Regions from separate parts of the Homo sapiens genome. Here region 2 is linked to region 1. The links are chromatin contacts, found by Hi-C in ENCODE. All regions are on one chromosome and are shown on one strand. Each heading gives the region's core, a stretch centred on a gene start or an enhancer-like site at or near the end of the contact. The rest is flanking DNA. Distances are from core to core; before and after follow the strand shown. Region 1 holds the start of KANSL1L (KAT8 regulatory NSL complex subunit 1 like). Region 2 holds the start of ZDBF2 (zinc finger DBF-type containing 2).

Region 1 (6,638 bases), core at 1,275-3,774:
TTGAGCACCCACTAAGTGATCTGCAGCATGTCAAACATGAAATATATTTCTTTCTCTCAAGCACTTTACAATAAGTTAAAAAATAAAAGATACATCACAGATTAGAGTGAAAAAATTTAAAATGCAAATTAAAGCAAGGTTTTTAGTTTTAAAGCCTAATACTAGGTGATAAACAAAGACATAATGGGAGGCACACACATACCACTAGATCACTGTAAATCAATACAACATTCTGTAATTTGGTGATGACATAAGAGCCTTAAAAAACACACACACAAACAAACAACAAAAACAGACTCTTTGGCCCAGTAATTCCTCTTCTACAAATCTAAGGGGGGGAAATTTCAAAGGTTTATGTAAAAGGATATTGTCTGTAGTGAAATATACACTAGCAAAACCAGAAACATCCCACATACGTGCCAACAGAAAAAATTTAAAATATGATAGTTACATGGCGAAATGTTAAGCAGCTATTAAAAATATTTTTCAAAGAATAATGATATGCGAATGTCTGAGTTAAATGAAAATACCATGTGGTCTCAGTTTTAGGAAAAATACACATATATGCAGACAGAAATATTTAAAGTACAAAATATTTATAGTTTTCTTATTTGCACTCATCTATTTTCCAATTACTTTATAATAATAAGATTTAACAAAATAATCGATTGTTATTTGCAAAGGCGCATCATGAAACAAAATTAAAATGTAAATGTTAAAAGTCAATGTGAGAGAATTGGCCTGGATTAAGAAGTTTCACATAAAAAATTACTCCAGACAGTTTGCGGGAGAGAATAATCTATGTAGATTAAAACCATGAGGAAATGGTTGCAGACGCTGACACTGATCTAAGTAGGTGGAAACTGAGGGAGAACCAAAGATAATGGTTACAACAGATTTTAAAGATACTCAAATATATTCTATTTCATGATTAATTCATTGTTTATATTTCCCCAACATGTGGGCTTTTAAAAAATTCACTTTTGTTATAAAAATAACACTACTTGGCAATTGGTAGAGATTAGGAATCACTTTTCCTAATACAAGGCATTTCTTCTTTCTTACAATCTCTTAAGACAGAGACCATATTATGAAACTTTACAAAAACGAAACAAGTTTGACATCAGAGAGGTGACTAACCCAAAGAAATGGCTAGTTATTAAGAACGGGAAAGGCAGAGACCACTCACTGTTAAGCCTCTTTCTCAATACTGAATTATTTTTAGAGTCATTTTTTCCTAGTCAGAAATTGCCAGTTTTGTCTGCAGTGCTCACTTCACTTAGGTTTTGTGGCTAACAAACCTGCCCCATCCAGCAATATTTAAAATTATTACTGACCCAAACTCAGATGAAGTTAAGCAAACTGGCTAAAGACGAAGGAAGTTTGTCTCCTAAACCTCGCCAGAACATGAATGTCCTGAAGTTTGGGGAATCAAAAACGGAATGTGCTTACCACAGTTCAAACAAAAAAACAAACAAAAACGGACTCTCCCAGAGTAAGAAAACATTACAAGAACGTCCATCCAGTGCCTGCCCTCCCGACTGCAAAGCCAGCCTCTTTCCTTTCCTGTGGTTTCTGAAACGGCCAGGATACCGCCTGGTATTTCTTGCTACCAAACACCACGCAATCTGACTTTTTCCAGCAAGACCGGTCCCTTCCTCAGCACACCGGTGACACAAACTTGGAAGCACCGTCCCTCAAAAATCCCCTAGATTCTGCTCTATCCCATCTAACTCTAAAGCCCAAATCTACGTTTTCCTGAAAGAAAGTGTGAAATAAATAAAATAGGGGTCTCATCAAATCCAGTGGGCTCCGCCTCAGAGCCGCCTCAAAAGAGCCGTCACCACACCCCCAATGGGTGAGGCTCAGCCGATGAGGCAAGAGGCGGGTCCAGGAAACCACGTGTTCTGCCTTCTGCGCACGCGCCAGCCAAAACAAAAGGGAGGTCTGCCAAGCCCCACCCCCCACGTGACCGGCGTCCAGGTCCGCCCCCACCCCTCCCTAGACCCCTTCCCTCCCCAGCTGCCAAGGCTGTTAGGTTTAGCCGTTTAAATTTGGCTGCGGTCAGACCCCCGCCCTAGAGCGCGATCCCGTGCCGAGACCAGAGTCCAGCAGCCCAGAGGATTCGGGGGGCGAAGGGGCTGCCGGTCGGTCGCCTGACCCGCAAGTCCACCCGGCAGTCTTCTCCCCTCCCCGCGCTGCCGCCGTCCCCAAGAGGGAAGACCCACCCCCGTCATCCCGCCGCTGAGACGCCGGCCACTCGCCTGCTGGGGCGCCCTGGCTCCCCTCCGCCGCCGCACCTTCGGTCCGGCCGTGGTGGGGGCTGCTGAGGTGATCTCTAGCTGCCCGCCCGCCTCCCCCACCCGGGGCGCCGCTGACTCGTCTCCAGAGCGCGCCCCGCTCCCGCCCCGGCCGCCGCCGCCGCCGCCGCCGCCGCCGCCGCCGCCGCCGCCGCCGCGGTTTAACAGTCCGCCCGCTGCCCGCAGCTCCGTGCGGCTCGGGGGGACGGAACCCTGCCGCGGTCTGGGAGCAGTGGGCGGGGCCCGGCGCTAGCCAATGGCAACGGGGGAGGGGCAGCGCCATGCAAATGAAGCGGGTGGCGGGGAAACCCCGGCAGGGGGCGGGGCCTGCAGAAGCGGCTCGGAGTGTTCTGGAAGTGGCAGGAGCACGACTCCCTTAACTCTGGTGCAGGGTTTACCTCGGCTCCCTCGGGACGGGTTCCGTGCAGCTCCTGCTTCCTCCCTTCTCTTTCCCAGTGCCATCCCTGGCGAGGGGGAAAAAAAAAAACACGGCCAGGAGACTTCCCACCCCTGCTTTGCTATTTTTGTACCTCCGTGACAGAAAAACAAAACCCTGAGGAAAAGTCAGGCGACTTCATTCCCTGCCGTCCGCGCCGGGGCCTCGACTACTGCTGGCGTCCGCGGCTTTCGCCCGCCGCTCCACAGGCGAGTTTTAAGAGATTTCTCACAATTGTCAAGTCCGCAAGTCTCCGTGCGTTTGCTTTTATTTGGGCCGTGCGTTCAAATGCGCTCATAATTCTTTCTGACCCTCAGAGGGGCCCTGAAGTAGGTGACAAATTTGCCTTGGATCCAACTGGGTGGTTTTATGATTAAAAAAAAAAAAACAGACAAAGCAGTTTTAAGTCTCTACAAATCTGGTTTGAGTGGCGCTGGACCTAACTCCCCTCTGCAGTAACGCTGTCAAATAAACAAACGGAGTTTATGTGGAGATAGTTGGCCAGCGACACCCAAAAACACTTCTGAGCGTCTTGCACCTGGCCCCGCGAACCGCTCACCACAAAACAAACCTGCACCTGGGCACTTCCCCAGCCAAGAACTCGATTTTTTTAAAACTGAACTCTAAATGTAGCTTCTTAGATGTTGTATCACAGTCTTTCCTAAGCACCGAATTTACACATGAAATGATTTAAGGAACGAAGAGCACTAGGCTTTTTAAGCCAGAAGGATAATAGCCATTATTTTAACCTTATCAATTGGATAAGATCCCGGGGGCGGAAGAGGGGAGAAATCCAAGGAATTGCAGTCATAACAAAGCGTAATCCGTAACATAGATAACTGGAATTGGAAAATTAGCTACTCGTTCCTGGTTCTTCTAGTAGATTGTGATATTACTGAAATAATTTTTATGACCAGCTGCATTTATTGGAGCTATATTTTTTTAATTACTGAATAATTGCACCTCGATATGGGGCAAGGGAAGAATTTTAGGAAATTGATTTACTTTCATTGTAATAAAAATTGTAAGCTAATGATGTGTTGTGAAAAATAATTAAATCAGTAAGTATTTATTGGATATTTACCATATTCAAAGGACTGTCCTAGTCCCTGGGGACAGAAATGCAAAAATGAATAAAGTATTTTTTAAAGTTTTGTTTTTTTAATTAGCAGTTTGAGACATCTAATAAGCATGTGTTAAGATAGATCAAAGGAAGATTCTGGATTTGAGTTGGACGTTTAAAAGACTTAAGAGAGAGGAGGAAGGCATCAATAGTTCAGGAGATAGTGTCCTTGGGTGGTTTGAGGAGATGTTGTGTGAATATTTGGGGGGCAGAAAAGTACATTGTCAACTAGATTGAGTAAATCTTGAATGACAGGAATTCAGATTTTAACCTGAAGGAACTGTAGAGACATCAAATCATTTAATGGTAGTTTTCTCCTGTGAAATAATTTTTTGCTACCAAACAAAATATTTATATATTTGCCAAATGTTTATTGAACACATGTTTTGTGATGGCTAATGAAGATATATTAGTAAACAAATTCCCTGTCCTCATGGAGTTTATAGAGGATGACAAAGGGATTAAGCTTTGTAACTACACAAATAGTGATTCATACAGCATTTCTACATATATTATGTAATTTGTTCATCACATAGCCGTGGGAGGTAGGCTGTTTCCAATACTCTAGATTAATTTTTTTTTTTTTTTTGAGACGGAGTCTCACACTGTCTCCCAGGCTGGAGTGCAGTGGTGCGATCTCGCCTCACTGCAAGCTCCGCCTCCCGGGTTCATGCCATTCTCCTGCCTCAGCCTCCCGAGTAGCTGGGACTACAGGCGCCCGCCACCAAGACCGGCTAATTTTTTTTTTTTTTTTTTGTATTTTTAGTAGAGACGGAGTTTCACTATGTTAGCCAGGATGGTCTAGATCTCCTGACCTGGTGATCTGCCCGCCTCGGCCTCCCAAAATGCTGGGATTACAGGCGTGAGCCACAACACCCGGCCGCTCCAGATTAATTCTTTTATCTTCTAGTCAGCCCTGCCGCCTGCTAAATGTTACAGACCTTAAATAAATATTTCAATCTATCAAGCTATCATACATGTACATTTTCCCTATTTTATATTCGGTTTAATAGGAATGTGGGGAGATGATTAACAAAATAATACAGGTTTGATATAAAATATATAGGAAAGCACAAAGAAGAAAACCACAATCATATGCAAAGTCTGTTGTATTTTATATGTATGACACTGTGCATACTGGTTTTTTATCCCATTTAGCTACATGTTAAGCACACTATCCCTTGACACTGAATATTGTTCTAAAGCATGATTTTATTATTTGTAGCATATACATGCGAGTTTTCCAGACACTATAGAATATCAGTTCTCCTTATTACAAAAATTGATATACTGAATCATTTGTCAAATTATTTTCTATATTACTCAGCAACAGCCTGAAAAGTGCATGTAGTTAATGTTTTTTTAAAATCAAGGACATATCATTTAGAAGGTACATTAAAAGCATTCTGATTTCCAAGAAAAAATATAACAGTGGTAAGAATAGAACACTTTAAAATCCAGCAAGAACAAGGAGAAGTAAAGGGCACCATTCTTGCTGACATAATAATTACCTATCTGGAAGCTTTAAAAAATGTCCAGGTAAGCAGTATTACAATGATTTCATGAGATAAACTTCTCTCTTCAACACTGGTTTTTATTCAGTCATTCCTTTCACTCAAGAAACATTCATGCAACACTTAGTATAGCTGACACTGTGATAAATGCTAGAGATAAAGGAGAAAGATCAATCTTTAATTTCAAGCAACTCACAGCCAAGAAGGGGCTTTTCTATCCCCCTTTGTTACTTTGTTTTTCTCCATTGCACTTATCAGCATGTAATGTAACATAGATTTTGATTTTTTTACTTTTGTAGTCTATCGCCCTAAATTAGACCATAAGCTCCATGAAGTCAGGCACTTTTGCTGGTTCGCTCATTGCTGTATCCCTAGAGCCTAGGACAGGGCCTGACACATGTGGATTCTCAATGCATATTTAATGTCTGGATAAATTAATTTTCACATCCCAGAAAGTGAATGTTATATTCATTTTCCAGGTGAAAAAAATATGAAGCTCAGTGAGATTAATGTACCTAGATTCTTATGCTAATAAATGGCCCATTTCGAAGACAGACCTGACTGGGTCCAAAGCCAGAGTTCTTTCCTCACTACCTCTCACAGAATAGAAAGCCTATTCTATTCTATTCTATTCTATCCTATTCTATTCTATTCTATCCTATCCTATTCTATTCTATTCTATTCTATTCTATTCTATTCTATTCTATTCTATTCTATTCCATTCCATTCCACGCCATGCCACGCCACGCCATGCCACGCCACCCCACCCCACCCCACCCCACCCTACCCTACCCTACCCTACCCTACTCTATTCGAGGTTGTCCTATTTATTTCTCCACATTTCTATGCCCTGAGAAACTGTCCCCCACTGTTATATTCCAGTATATTTAATTCTTCTTTTATGATCAGGTTTAGAGAGGGAAATAGAAGCAGAACGGCTAAACATGATAATCCCTACTCAGGACAGATTTAGCTTTAACTAACCAGTATCTATAAACAAGCAGACAAAAGGTAGAGGTAGGTAGCAAGACCTATAAGAATCTTCGAACCAGGGCTAAGTATAACAGAGAACAGAACTGGCCCATGACTACAGGGGAACAAAATGATTCCCTGTGTATATGAATATCCATGGCACTTTTATTCACAACAGCCTCAAACTGGAAACAGCCCTAAGATCCATCACCTTTGAAAGGATAAAGAGCTGGGCACGGTGGCTCACGCCTGTAATCCCAACACTTTGGGAGGCCGAGGCGGGCAGATCACCT
Region 2 (6,638 bases), core at 3,459-5,958, 3.9 Mb before region 1:
GACAGTCTCACTCTGTTGCCCAGGTTGGAGTGCAGTGATGCAATCTCAGATCACTGTAGCCTTGACCTCCTGGGCTCAAGCAATCCTCCCACCTCAGCCTCCTGAGTAACTGGGACTGTAGTCATGAGCGTCTGCACCCAGCCTGCCTTTTTTTTTTTTTCTTGAGACGGATTCTCACTCTGTCTTCAGGCTGGAGTGCAGGAGCACCATCTCGGCTCACTGCAACCTCTGCCTCCCAGGTTCAAGCAATTCTTCTGCCTTAGCCTCCCGAGTAGCTGGGACTACAGGCACACGCCACCACACCCAGCTAATTTTTGTATTTTTAGTAGAGAGGGGGTTTCACCGTGTTAGCCAGGATGGTCTCGATCTCTTGACCTCGTGATCCACCCGCCTTGGCCTCTCAAAGTTCTGGGATTACAGGCGTGAGCTACTGCGCCCGGCCTGCATTTTCTTCAACAACATTTTTGTTCCAACAACCAGGAAGATGAGGACATTTAACACTACCATCTTTCCCTCTACCTTGCAAATGAAACTTTTATCTGTTTTACAGGGAGGAATCAACATGACAAAATGAAGATATTTTCTGACCATTCACAGTAATTTAATTTGATTTTATTATTTATTTATTTTTTGGGATGGAGTCTTCACTCTGTCTTCCAGGTTGGAGTGCAGTGGTGTGATCTCGGCTGCCTGCAACCTCCACCTCCCGGGTTCAAACGATTCTCCTGCCTCAGCCTCCTGAGTAGCTGAGACTACAGGTGCAAGCCGCCATGCCCAGCCAAATTTTTATTTTTAGAAGAGATGGGGTTTCACCATGTTGGTCAAGCTTGTCTTGAACTCCTGAGCTCAAATGATCCGCCCGCCTCAGCCTCCCAACGTGCTGGGATTACAGGTGTGAGCCACGGTGCCCGGCCCACAATTATTTTAAAATAATGATTTGGATGGGGCATGTGCATGAATCCCTTTATGCTTAAAGAAAACATTTTACTTTTTAAAGACCTAACATGCCAGGCTTCGGGGTAAAAGCTTTATAATGACCTCACCTGACTGTAAATAGGTAGAATGAAGCACACAGTAATAGAATTTGGGAAAAGACATAGTCCACACTCTAAATTGGTGAAATCTCAATTCTTTTATGACCCAGCTATGAGATCTTGTTTTTTCCAAATAGCCTTTCCTTAAGACATTAGCCTAATATTAGCTTAAATGGCTTACAAAATGTAGACATTATTGGAGTGCTTTCTAGACACAAAAGAGCAGGTTTTGGTGTTCCTTAAAAGAAGGAAGCATGTGAAATAACACATACTCAGCACTTTTTTCTCCCTGGACCAAATATGTTGGGGGAGGAAATGAAGTACATACAAACCCAATCCTGATCTCTAAGGTCCTTTAAATATGTTTAGATGTGTAATGTGTTTAGATCTGTAATGGGTTAATAAAGAATTGAGGGGGAAATTACAACTTTTGGAGCTTAACCTTATAGATAACTAAGCTCTCCCACAAAACGTGCCCATTGCCAGTAGACGGAAATCTGGTTTGTGCGGACTGCTGATCTGATGCAGAATGGCACTCCCTTTGATGTTTTATGATAGTATCATGTTGGAAGAAAAATTTTGCCAACTAAACTATAACACAATTTCTTGTAATTTAGTGTTTTTCTTTTTTTCTTTTCTTTTTTCTCTTTGAGACAGGGTTTTACACTGTTGTCCAGGCTGGAATGCAGTGGTGCGATCACGGCTCGCTGCAGCCTCTACATCCCGGGCTCAGGTGATTCCCCCGCTTCAGCCTCCTGAGTAGCTGGGACTACAGGCATGCACCACCATGCCTGGCTGATTTTTTTGTAGTTTTTGTAGAGATGAGGTCTCGCTGTTTCCCAAGTTGGTCTTGAACTCCTGGGATCAAGCGATCCTCCCGCCTTAGCCTCCCAAATTGCTGGGACTACAGGTGCGAGCCACCATACCTGGCCTATTTTTATTTCATACTCAGTAAAAGAGCACTCTCAGACTTTGACACATTTATTATGCATTGATCTTGTGAATGCATAAAAAGAGACATATAAGTAAAATTGGTTTAGGTATTTCAGAAACTTCATATTCGGAACTCAACTTTCATTTTATTTATTTTTTTAATTAATTAATTTATTTATTTATTTTGAGACGAAGTCTCACTCTGTTACCCAGGCTGGAGTGCAGTGGCACGGTCTCAGCTCACTGCAACCTCCGCCTCCCAAGTTCAAGTGATTCTCCTGCCTCAGCCTCCCCAGTAGCTGGGATTACAGGCATGTACCACCATGCCTGGCTAATTTTTGTGTTTTTTTTTAGTAGAGATGGAGTTTCGCCATGTTGGCCAGGCTGGTCTCAAACTCCTGACCTCAGGTGATCCGCCCACCTCGCGCTCCCAAAGTGCTGGGATTACAGGCGTGAGCCACCGCGCCAAGCCCAGAGCTCAACTTTTATGAATCACTTTTTGAATCAGTTGTCCATGGCTGTAGCTTTCCACCAAAAGTGTTGGTGATGCATCTAACTTTAAGAATGCTCCAGCTGGGCACAGTTACAGCTCATATCTGTAATCTCAGCACTTTGGGAGGTGAATGTGGGAGGATCCCTTGAAGCCAGGAGTTCGAGACCAGCCTGGGCAAAAAAGTGAGAACCCCCATCTCTACAAAAAGTAAAAAAATTAGCCAGGCATGGTGGCACACGCCTGTGGTCCCAGCCACTTTGGAGACTAAGGCAAGAAGATCGCTTGAGCTTGGGAGGTCAAGGCTGCAGTGAGCCGTGTTTGCGCCACTGAACTCCAGCCTGGGTGACAGAAGGAGACCCTGTCTCAAAACAAAAACAAAAACAAAAACAAAAAACAGAGAGGGAGAGAAAGGAAGGAAGAATGCTGCACTATTGTATGCAGGATTTTCTTCCAAGCAGCTGATCTTATTCTGCAAGTTTTGATGCTGGCACCTTCTTGATCTCACCTGAATATGTCAATTTTGTGTTTTCACGCAAAACATTCAGGACTTGTTTTCCTCCTTCAATGGTGTTATTGAATAAAAGCTGTAGGGGTTGTAACTGACTAATCAGGCTATCAAGAATAATATCGAAGTTATTTCATTTTTGGGGGGTGCAAGTAGGCTTAGTATTTAACTGTTCATATATGGGTTCCCAAAATCCATCAAGAATGAATGTACTTGGTAAGTAACTCAGGGCTCCCAGAAGACTACTAGTTCTTAGCCAGTCCCATCTCTTTCTTTTCTAAATGCTGGGGAAATCTCTTTTTGGTCCTAGGAAAATCTTCTCCAGGCAAATCTTCCCTCTTTCCCTAGGAAAATCTCTCTCCAAGTTTGAGTGACTTTTGTCTGTTAATTCCCTTCCTCCTAGGGTTATGGGTTTTATTAAACAATGCACTTATCTCAGTTGAAATGAGGACAACCTGCACAGCAACATCCACGTTGTAATACGTGGAGGTAATGACAACCAGGTCTGTACTGCCACCCGGTCAACGAGAGTTTATAAGATGCATCTTGATTTCACAGATGTTAAAATGTGGGGAAAAACATGGCTTAGCATCTGTGAAATACATAATGTCATGGTGCTTCGATCAATGTATAGTGGATTTTCTATAATTCCAAAGTTGGGATGTGGAAAAAACTTGCCTTAAAAGAAATCCGTACTTTTTGGTATGTTAAATCTAAGGGAGGTTATAAATCGAACAGTTGCAGGAGCCCAACTTTAAAGTGAGAGAAAGATGTAGTGGGGGAAGAAGGAGCTGAGAAATACAGAAAGAATAAAAACAATGGACGCAAAAGCAATAGGCAAGTTTTTTTGTTGTTGTTCTTTAAAGGGACAAAATCACAAGCTTACTAAAAAGGGTAACGACAATTACAGCTACAGCCAAAGAGCAAAGTAGCTCATTTTAAGATTATTTTTACATTAGACATAAGCTTTGCAACAGGGCCTCTCTCCATTTTAGTAAAATTGGTTTAGGTGTTTCAGAACCTTCTTATCGCAGATTATAATTTCATATTCAGTAGTGTGATTCATTTAGGTTTGTGATCTCCGTTACACTTAAACTGTTTTTGCTCACAACTATATTCGTAATGGGGTAGCGCAGTGAATATAATTGCATGACCTAATGTTGTTTGTTAATATTTGTAACCCTTTAATGTGCAGGATAGATCTTTGAATACCTAACTTCCTTAAGCCTCAGTTTTCTCAATTTGTCAAAGGGGGACAATAATAGGATTCATTCAGAGTTACTCTGAAATGAAATGCAATAATGTATAGAAACCTTAAACGGTGCCTAGCACAGAGCAAGCGCTCATTGAACAGCAGCTTTTGTGAGATGCACCTCACTATGAAATAGGCATGGAAACGGAAACGACTAGCTCTCTTAGCCCCGTTTTCTTTTCTACATTCATACGTTGCTTTGAATTGGCAAGCAGTTTTTATTTGGACCCTCAAACGCTAAAACCTTGGTCTCTACTTCGCGTCCCAACTGTGCTTATGAGTCTAGTCATTTTTGTTGGAACGCGATAGATTTCCCAAGCTCCGGAGTGGGGCCCTGACCAGGGAGGAAGTGTCCGCTTTAAGAGCTTCTGGAGGGGAGGAAGGGGCTCCTCCGCCCGGGTGGGAGAGTGAGTGAGTGGGTGGGCGGGCAGGGGGCGGTCCCGCCGCTCCTGCGTCAGAAGGGGTCTGGTTTTCGCACCTTCCCTGACGTCAAACCTCCATCAGGGTTGCAACGCCACGTTGCCTTGGATGCCTGCGTGAGTGGAGTCGCGACTCGGGGCCCGCGTCCTGAGAGACGCGCTCCCGCGCCGCTTCTCGCCTCCGGACCGCAGGGGCCGAAGTCGCCTATTTCTGGCTCCGCGGGCAGCGGGGCCGTGGCGCTCGGACGGTCTGGGATTCGGGCGCCGCCGCGGAACCGGAATAAGAAGGGAGAGCGCCCGGCTCGGTCCTCGGTCTCCACCGCGGCCCGGAAGGAATCCGGGCAGCCTCCGCGGAGGTGAGTGCCGCGGCGGGGGCGGGGCGCGGCCGGGGCGACGCCCGCGGGCGGGGCCTGCTCGCCGGGCGCCCGGGGCGCCTTCTTCCCGAGGGACGCCAGGACCGCTCGCTGGGCTCCCGCGGCCGCCTCGCAGGTCCTCGGCTTCCCCCCACCCCGCGTCCCTTTCTGCCCCTGCTGCGTGAGAGGTGTCGGCGGCTCCGGGCCGGGATCGAGGTGGCGGGGCGAGGGAAGGAGGTGGGGCGCAGGCTGCATTGCGCTTCTGTCCGGGGCCCTGGGTCAGAGGGGCCGGCGGACGAGGCCTCGGGTCCGGGCTTGGGGAGGGGGCGGTCTGCGGGGTCGGATTGAGGGCCGGGAACCCGCGGAGTCTTGCCCCTGGGCACCTGTGGGGCCGAGATCCCGAGCCACCTGTCCACACACCCCCTTCCCCCAGTGCCCTGCGTTGGGTCCAGCTGGCCCCAGACCTAGGCCTTTCCCAGCCTCGGGCGATTATAGTTTATTTGAAAACGTTTGATTTTTGTGTTAATGATTCTTTTACTACCGCCGTGCAACAGTTGTGTAAATGTGGTCGTGTTACGCCATCGTTTTTACTTGCTCCTAAGAAGGGCCTTACCAGCTCCTGCGATTATCTCACGCGATGATTCTTGGTAGCTCGTGAAAAAAATGCATAACAAGATACTGGTTCTCAAGGGACCAAAACCCCACCCCCACCTAAAGGAAATAGCTTGTTTTTGTTTTTCTTTTTTACAGCAATATGCTACGTGTGGGGAGGGGGAGGGACGATGGAGGCAGCCTGTAGCGATCTCATCCTCGAGAGAATCTGCTAACAATTTGGGGGGTATCTTTCCTTCCTTTTTAATTAATACACAAACATATATACGTGTGTTACATAAGGGGTGTTTATTTGCTTTTTTCACTTAATACGTGGAAGACCTTTTCTCTATCGTTTGAACCTAAAGCCTAGAAGGCAAGAAAGCAACTCGTTAGAGAGTTGATAAAGTATCACTGCAGTGGCCAGTGATTTGGATAGAAATAAGCTGAATTCAGGGTAAGAACTGGTTTCTATAAAATATGGTTTACTCTGCATAATAATTGGAGGCAGTGTTTTTTCAAACTGAGTTTTTTCAGCCGGTTCGTGAATGGTGAAATTAATTTAGTCATGACTAGCATTTAAAAAAAAATAAGATCGCATAAAAAAATCAGAATGCATTATATGTAATGAGAGTATTGTTTTGTGAAAAATATTTTAACTGTGCGCGTGTGCATTGTGAAATTTAGTGGGTCGTGACTAGCATTAAAAAAAGTAAGATCGCATAGAAAATATCAGACTGCATTACATGTAATGAGAGTATTGTTTTGTGAAAAATCTTTTAAGTGTGCGTATGTGCCTGTGCGTGTGTGCTCGGTTGTAATTAAAAATTTATTGGTTCCTGTGTGTCATGTTAAATAATCTTGAGAGTCGCTAATCCAAGGTACTGTCAGCACTCAAATGAGCAAGATGCAATTAAACTAGACATTAGTTTTATTTTTTCTTTGGAATAGTGGTGATGTTGATTGCAGCAAATAAGAGTCCTAATTATTTGTTTTCACCTAATATTAAAACAAGTAGTATTCCTAAAAATACAGAGAGGAAGTGTCTAAGTCGTTAA

Evidence for each region. Hi-C counts contacts between places; a loop is a spot of excess contacts on that map. Pooled maps may share reads with other maps.
Region 2: a loop to region 1 is called in a pooled map, with 6 times the contacts of the local background. The contact joins the promoter of ZDBF2 here to the promoter of KANSL1L in region 1. A Hi-C loop is called at or near these places in 6 of 50 pooled maps.

Annotation. Positions count from the first base shown.
Region 1 is chr2:210,168,885-210,175,522 of GRCh38, forward strand. It overlaps KANSL1L (KAT8 regulatory NSL complex subunit 1 like), which reads right to left and starts at 2,525. Exons shown (of 15, transcript NM_152519.4): 1 at 2,265-2,525. RefSeq lists enhancers at 1,550-2,184, 1,612-1,791, 2,185-2,820, 2,821-3,454 and silencers at 1,982-2,291, 2,412-2,741.
Region 2 is chr2:206,269,955-206,276,592 of GRCh38, forward strand. It overlaps ZDBF2 (zinc finger DBF-type containing 2), which reads left to right and starts at 4,709. Exons shown (of 5, transcript NM_020923.3): 1 at 4,709-4,992. RefSeq lists silencers at 4,604-4,663, 4,944-5,403 and an enhancer at 5,067-5,566.